3 separate regions of the Homo sapiens genome follow, and all the other regions are linked to region 1. Evidence: chromatin loops called from intact Hi-C (ENCODE). Cell type or tissue: endothelial cell of umbilical vein. All regions are shown on one strand. Region 1 has its middle 33 kb from the start of DEGS2. Region 2 overlaps EVL (Enah/Vasp-like). Region 3 has its middle 46 kb from the start of CYP46A1.

What was found. Peaks named below come from ENCODE experiments on the same cell type or tissue, not always from the same donor. Only the 100,000 strongest peaks of a DNase experiment are listed, where the experiment ranks them.
Region 2: a loop joins it to region 1, with 5 times the contacts of the local background. A loop is called at or near these places in 18 of 110 quality-filtered maps.
Region 3: a loop joins it to region 1, with 10 times the contacts of the local background. A loop is called at or near these places in 2 of 110 quality-filtered maps.

What each region holds. Positions count from the first base shown.
Region 1 is chr14:100,191,845-100,194,344 of GRCh38, forward strand. No RefSeq gene overlaps it. Among named protein-coding and RNA genes, the nearest start is that of DEGS2, 33 kb to the left of the region's middle. RefSeq lists silencers at 1,018-1,337, 1,928-2,017. In endothelial cell of umbilical vein, CTCF peaks have their summits at 1,121 (motif pointing left) and 1,322; a DNase peak (open chromatin) is centred at 1,187; H3K4me3 peaks cover 649 bases; H3K27ac peaks cover 498 bases.
Region 2 is chr14:100,140,989-100,143,488 of GRCh38, forward strand. EVL (Enah/Vasp-like) reads left to right here. Exons shown (of 14, transcript NM_016337.3): 12 at 192-258; 13 at 748-805. Among named protein-coding and RNA genes, the nearest start is that of DEGS2, 17 kb to the right of the region's middle. In endothelial cell of umbilical vein, no CTCF peak of the experiment used is centred here; DNase peaks (open chromatin) are centred at 1,423 and 1,763; H3K4me3 peaks cover 269 bases; H3K27ac peaks cover 2,500 bases.
Region 3 is chr14:99,728,748-99,731,247 of GRCh38, forward strand. No RefSeq gene overlaps it. Among named protein-coding and RNA genes, the nearest start is that of CYP46A1, 46 kb to the left of the region's middle. RefSeq lists a silencer at 1,374-1,493. In endothelial cell of umbilical vein, a CTCF peak has its summit at 1,363; a DNase peak (open chromatin) is centred at 1,384; H3K4me3 peaks cover 686 bases; H3K27ac peaks cover 465 bases.

The sequences.
Region 1 (2,500 bases):
AAAGGAAAAAAAAGAATTATAACTGGGGACAGACTTTTCTTCCCTTTTAGAGCTGACCTTCTCTGGGAGAGGCTATCACCAAGATAAATCGGTAAGGCTTAATTCCATGTCCAGTGTTTTTGGCAAAACCCTTGTTCCCGAGGGGGTGAGTGGCCTTCCCAGCAGGCTCTGCTGAATTCTGGAAGAGCCTGTTTCCAGAAACTTTGTTTTGTACATGTCTTGGCAAATGATCACCACCCCCCTCCCCCCACCACCCACCCACTTCCGAAGTGGTCTAGGGCTTAAGTCCAGATGCGGATGGGCTCAGGGCGGGGTGGGAGAAGTCAGGGGAAAAAAAAAAAGAAAAGAAAAAAAAGATAAAGAAATAAATTTCTTCTGCCAGATACCTTAATTAATCAAGGTCGGCCTTCCATCAAGGTCGGCTTCTCGGCTCCCCAGCCCCCGCGCCTCACGGGGACCTCAGGCCTCGGCAGGGTCCTCTCCCTTTGCATCTCCTACTAGTCAGCTGTCGGTGGTGATGGCCCGTGCCAAGTTCACGGTCTCAGCCTGACGAAAGGCGGCCTTTACCAGCCTCAGGACCCCCAACGAACCTGGGGCCATGGCTGGGGAGGGGGCTCTGCCCAGGCTCTGCGTTCTGGGACAGGGGTCCCCAGATGGCCATGCGTCAAGGCCCAGGGACCTGTTTGTGGGCCCGAGAGCACGGGGGTCAGGGGTGGGGCTCGAGTCTCGTCCCAGGGCTCCGGGACAAGCTTCCTGGAGGAGGCAGCGTGAGCTCTGGGAGGTAGAGGTCAAGACCTCAAAAAATGGGGGGACATGGGCGGAGGGGGCATTTTGTAACTCCTACGTCCCTGCAGAAGCCCAGACCCTCAGAGACTAGGAACTGAGGCCTGGCAGAGTGGGGTGGGCCAGCAATCACGCGCCAGGCCACACGAGGAGAGCCCACTGCCCCGGGGATGTCAGACGCGGGGCGGCCTCGGCGACCGCACACGCCATAGAAAGGTCACCGAACTTGGCCGCCCGGCCGTCCCGGAAATCGCTACTGCCCGGCAGCCCTGGGGCCTCCACAACCGCGTCCCGGCGGCTCAAGTTGCCCTTTGTCGCCCCCTGCCGACCAGTCTCCCTGCGGCTCCCGCGCGGGACAATCAGGCGGGCCGGGCTCGGAAATAGTGGGCATGGGTCCCTGAGGCGCGGGGATTGGCCGCTCTGTGTCATGTGTCCTCGGCTCGGGCCAACCAGCGAGGGAGGCAAAGTCCCATCCCGCGCGTCCCGTAGCCCTTCAGCGAGCTGTGGGCGGGGCGTCAGGCCTGACACCTCGGCCAGAGGGCGGGGCCGGAGACCTGAGCGGCGCCGCTTCCGCTCTTTCGCCCAGGTGCCTTGGAGCCGCTGCTCTCGCCTCCCTTCTCCACCTAGCGGCGGTGTTTCACACCCCGGAGTGGCTTTTTGGGGATAAAGGCACAAATCTTTGCCAGACCTCCCGCCAGGCCCCCTGGCCTGCCACGTGCTCCTTGCCGGCCTAGACTCACCCAGGCTGTGCCCTCTGCTCAGAACGACCTTTCCCCCCTTCCTCTCCCCCTCGCTTGCTCCGACTGTTCTTTGCAATCCCGGCTGGGGTTGGGTTAAGGGCCTTCTGGGGCTTCTTCATACCCTGTGCATCTTCCTCCTACTGGCACCGACCACCCCACACTGGGCTGCCATCTGCTTGTCTACACCCACTGACTTTTCATCTCTGTATCTCCCCAGTAAGCAGGAGTGGCTCACAGAAGGCACGTTAATACCTGTGTGTTAATATAAACCAAGGAGCGGGACGATAGCTAGGAAGTAACATCCCTGGGCATCATCTGAGTACCAGGCCCCCTGCCAGGTACTTTAGAGGCTACTTGATGTTCAGGCCCATGGCAGCCCTGGGAGGGAGGCACAAAGGCTCTTTTGTTCCTGGGGAGTCAGTGGAGGCCCCTAGAGGCTGAATGACTGTCTGGGTCCCCCAGCTGGACTGTTTGGGGACAGGCCTGGGGAGCTGAGGGCACCCTCATACCAGGCAGCCTTGCGCCTGAAGCTCTGCTGGTGAAAACTGATGGGCAGGGCCCTGGAAGGGAGAGTCAGCGCCTGCGGGGGCGGGGGTGGGGGTGGGGGTGGGAAGGCAAGCGGAGGGGAAAGGTGAGCATAGACAGGCATTTGTGATGGCCACAGGCCTTCACTGCTACCCTGACATCAGGGCCAATGGCAACCTGCAAGGCCCTTCAAAGCCCTGCTTCCACCTCTGCCCATCTCTGGCTGCAACCTCCTGGTTCTCCCACCCTGTGCTCTATTCTCCAGCTACACTGACCCATGTCAGCTCCCAGGCCATGCATCTGGGCCTTTCACATGCTGCTCTCTCCAGGGTCCATCCAGCCCCACCTCCACCACATTGCCAAGACCAGGCCTTACTTTCCAGACTCCATGTACTTCTCAGCACTGGCCCCACCATTTGTGCTGAGGATCATCAGCTACTGAGACCTGAATT
Region 2 (2,500 bases), 51 kb before region 1:
ATGGAGACCTCTTGAGGTGGAGACGGGCGTTAAATCCTTCTCAGGCAGTCTGAGGTGGCCAGAGTCTGAAGCAAGCAGCCTCTATGGAGCGAGGGGAGCAGGTGGGCCCAGCCTGAGCGGGGCCTCTGCACAGCCAGCTTTCCCCCACACCTGTCTCCAGCCAGGGCACCCACAGGCCCTTTCTCTCCCAGGATGAAGCCTGCTGGGAGCGTGAATGACATGGCCCTGGATGCCTTCGACTTGGACCGGATGAAGCAGGTGAGCATGCCCTGTGCCCTTCCCTCAAGAGGCTGAGGGCAGCCAGCAGGCGGGGGACCGTCTCTGACCAGCATGGCCAGGCAGGCCCTGGGGGCCCACATGTAGCTGCCAAAAGGCCAGTCAGGGAGCAGCCACGGCAGAAAGGGGGTGCCCAAGCCTGTCCTTTGTCCCCAGCCCCTGCCATCACCAGAACTAGGATGTCCCTCAACCTTTCTGGGCACCTCCCTCAGGCCTGCCTCTGGGGCTTTCTGCCCCGAGGAAGCCCTTAGTTTCAGTGGCGTCTACCTGAGGGAGGTGGCAGCAGGATTTTCCCAGGCCTCCCATGCCGTCCCCCCTCAGCGTGGGAAGGGGGCCACGAGGAGACAAGGGTGACAGATGCAACTCTGGAGAGGCCCAGGAGACCCCAAGCCCTTTGGACATGGCCCAGCCCAGGCCGGCTTTTCCGTCTCCACTGCCTGTCCCTTCACCTGGACACTCCTCTCCCAACAGGAGATCCTAGAGGAGGTGGTGAGAGAGCTCCACAAGGTGAAGGAGGAGATCATCGACGGTGAGTGCAGCCCCACCGGGGAGGGTGGCACCCAGGTGTGGCCGCAGGACAAGGGTCCCTGTCACCCAGGCTGGGGGCCTCCAGTTTTGAGCTGGAGCCCATACTGCACTGGGCCCTGTGAGAGATTTCATTCTTACCATCTCTAGTTGAGGAAACAGGCTCAGGAAAGCTGAAAGCTAAGTGGCTTGCCTAAGAATTTGTAGCTCCCTGGTAGCATGACACCCGAATCTGACCTTCCACATCCCCGGCACCTTCCTGGAAGACCCACGTGGGAAGAGCATGGAGGGGAGACCCCAGCATCGTTCCAGAGCCAGGTCTGGAGGAGCCACCTGAGCTGCTGTCATTCCACCCCCTGGCGGTTTATACTGCCTTCTTGATACTGCCACCTCCAGTCACTGGTGTTGGGCTTCTGAGGTGACCACTCTGCCTTCCTGGGGGTACAGGAAGACCAAGGTCTACAGAAGCACCTTCCAGGCTTGAGCTCGTTCACAGCCTGCCTGGCCCTGGGCTGGGGAACAGGCAGGGAGCAGCCTCTGGCTCCAGAGCAGGGTGGGTCTCAATGCATCACATCCGTCCTTCCGGTTCCCAGCAGAGCCTTTGAATGCTCTGCCTCAGATCTGCAGCCAGAGGAAAAGGGGGAGTGGGCAGGGCAGACTCAGTCTAGGGACGAGCTATGCAGCACAGCCAGTGCCAGCTCCCCACGTGCCTCCCCAACCAGGGTGATAAAGGCTGACACCTGGGTGTGTAGCTGGGTCTGGCCCCCAGGGCATCACAGTGACCGGGGCAAAAGGGTCCCACAAGCGCACAGGGGTGGAGGCTGATGGCAGAGGGAAGAGGCAGGTGGGAGCCCAAAGACCCAGGCCTCCTCCCCCAGCCGGCCCACCCTTGTTTGAGCAGAGAGCACTCAGTTCCTGTTTGTCCAGTTCCCCCAAAGGCCTGGGCTGGGGAGATAAGGAGTTAACAAATGAGGGGAATGAGGCAGCCTGGGCGATAGGCAGGCACTCAGCCAACTGGTCACACCGCCTTACTGCTGGGTGCCGTCTGGCCCCAGGCATAGCTGGGTCAGAAACCCAGGGCCCACCACAGCCTCTCCACCTGCTGTGGGTGCAGCCCCAGGTGGAACCCACCCTGGCTGAGAGCCCGGGGGTAGGCATGGGCCATACCAGGGGCTCTGAGAAGCAGCTCCCATCCCCCAGCCCCCACAACCTTCTCCTGGCTGTTGGCTCTTGGCCCAGCAAGGTCCATCCAGAGAGAGGCCTGAGTTGACATAGAGGAGGGGGAGTCCGGGAGGGGATGGATACCAGAGGAAGGAGGGAAAGGCCCAAATTTGGGAGGCCGGGGGTTGGAGCACTAGCTTGGGGTGATGAGGAAGCTGGGGGGAGGCAAGAGAGGACCCTGCCTCTCCTGAGGAGTGAGCAGAGCCAGGGCAGTCCCTGGGGTCCAGGGCCAAGATTTCCTGCTGACCCCTGCAGGAGCTGGGAGGGCAGAGCCTCAGCCTCCACTATGTTGGGGGAAGGGCTCCCGGGCCCCCGGCACCTGGACACCCACCTGTCCAGAGCCTACAGAGACCCTGCGTCCCCACACAGCAGCTCCTCACACCAGAGTTCTGGTGCCCAGCACTCCTCAGCAGCAGTGAGGCCACAGGCAGGGCACAGGCCTCTGTCCCTACGCCAGGTCCTCCCCTAAAAGGGCAGT
Region 3 (2,500 bases), 460 kb before region 1:
GTTCCCCGACCTGCTCTGCTGTGCCCCCCACTCCGCCCTCTGCAGCCCTTCTCTGAGTCTCTGAGGTTCACCAGTACCCACACACCTGCCCACGCTTCCCACAGTCCATGCCCTCTGCCTCCTGCTGTGGCTGGGCCTAGTCCCCACAGTACAGCACCTCCTTCACAGTCCATCTAAAAGGGCCACAGGCCACCAAGCCTCAGTACTGCAGCAATGCAACCCAGCATTGTCTGGAGGGGCCTGGAGGGATCGGCTCCCTCCAGAGACTTCAAGTTCCCGGCTTGACCATCCCCTGATTTGGCAAATATCTGTCTGTTGCTGAGCCTGAGCCTTCACACCATGATTTCTTCAAATCCTGCCAGGAAACAGGAGCCAACTATGCCCCATTTCACAGATGGGGAAGTCCAGGCCAGAGCCACAGCTGGGCCATAGTGGAGTCAGCACTTGAACCCATGGCCCTTTGCATCCAGTGGCCTTCCACAGGCTCAGCATGCCCTATCCCTGCAGGCCTGGGCTTGTCTTCTGCACGCCCCAGGAATCCCAGATGGCTGGGAAGTGCAGAGCCAGAACCCCCCAGCCCCACTGTCACTGCCGGTGGGGCCATCCTGCCCTTCCTTTCTGAGCCACTTCCTCTTCCATAGACTGGGCTTTCTGTGAGGGGCAGGTGGCTCTCAGTCCATGCTGCATGGGGAAGCCACCTGGGCCAGGTGAATCAGCCTCTGGGGTGGGGCCCAGAAACTCTTCTTTTTCTTTTTTCTTTTTTGAGATGTAGTTTTACTCTTGTTGCCCAGGCTGGAGTGCAGTGGCACAATCTCTGCTCACTGCAACCTCCGCCTCCTGGGTTCCTCAGCCTCTGGAGTAGCTGGGATTACAGGCATGTGCCATGACGCCCAGCTAATTTTTGTATTTAATATATTTTTTTAGTAGAGACGGGGTTTTACCATGTTGGCCAGGCTGGTCTCGAACTCCTGACCTCAGATGATCCACCCTCCTAGGCCTCCCAAAGTGTTGGGATTACAGGCGTGAGCCACCGCGCCTGGCCCAACTGTTTTCTTTTTAAGTCTCCCAGTAGATCCCAATGTGCATGGGCCGGTGCCGCCAGTCCAGGTGAAGCTGACCCCCGGGACCCAGGCAAGATGGATAGGATTAAACCCAAGGCTGTGCAGCAAGGCTACCTGGGGTCAAATCCTGCCCCCACCTGCCTGGGCCTCAGTTTCCCCATCTGTAAGGGAGGACAAATAATAGGACCCACTTCCTAGGGTTGGAGGGGAATTAGTGTCCACACGAGGGTCGGGCTCTGGCACTGTGAGTCTGGTCATTGTCACCTGCAGGGAAGGGAGGGCTTTTCTGCAGGCAAGGCGGCGCAGTCCCCGGAAGACCCGCACGGTGGCGCGCTGGCGCAGAGCTCGGGCTCGCCCTCCCGCCCAGGCCGAGCGGGCGGCGCCGGCCCCAGGCGCGGAGGGTCCCGAGGCGCGGAGTGGGTGGGCCGAGGGGACGCCAGCCCCGCTCCCGGAAGCGGGGTCAGCGGGGAGGCCGGGGGTCGGCAGTGGCAAGCTCTGGCCACGGCGTAGGGGTGGGATAGCCACCCCCATTTCACAGATGGGGCTCCCGAGGCGCGGTGAGGTCTGGCAGCTGCTGGGGGCGCAGGCACGGCCCCCCGGGCGGGTGTAGCGGTCGCTTGGCGGGTGGGTCCGCAGGCCTCGCCGGGAGCCGGGCCTGGGTCTGGGGCGCTGGCAGGCCGGCCGGGAGGCGCGCCGGGCGGGAACGCGCAGCTCTGGCGGGAAGTGCGTGGGGTCGGGGGGCTCGGGCGGGGTGCAGGCTGCTGCTGCCACCGGGGAGGCCCGGGGGATGCCCTCACTAAGCGGCTCCAGAGACTGCGGGCCCCGCCCTGCCCTGCCACTCCCTCTCTTGTGACCTCGGCCAGTGGCAGCCTTTTCTGAGCCTGTCCCCTTCTCTGTAAACCTGGACGTGTTTGATCTACGCTCGCGTCCCGGCAGGAGGCTTCCAGCCTGCACATTCCTGGGGGCCCGCCTTCCCCAGGCACTAGCTTACCCAGGGCTGAGCTGCTGAACTCTGAAAACCTTTGGAAACCTCCCTGCCCTCTGCCCTAGCGACCTGCGGCTGGAGACCCTGAGCTGGCCCAGCCCTCTAGGGTGCCTAGGAGCCTAGGCTGGGTTGGGGGTGGCTTCAGGAACCTTGGGCTGCCGGGTGTGGGGTGAGAGCCTTGGCCCAGCTATGGCCAGGTGGGAGGTTTTCTTCCTCTGTGCTCTGGGTGCTGGGGCTGGAGGCGGTGGCTCTGCTGGGCTTCAGTGACAGCCAATGTGGGTAGACAGAGGACCATGCCCTGTGTCCCAGCAATTAGCTGCCCACCTGGGAAGGTTCTGGATGGGACTTGGCAGAAGCCTGAGCCGGCCCCTCCTGGCAGTCCTGGCTGAGCGGGCACCGAGCGCCTTATGCTGGTCCAGTCAGTTGGAGTGACTAAATTCACATCTGCCCAGAC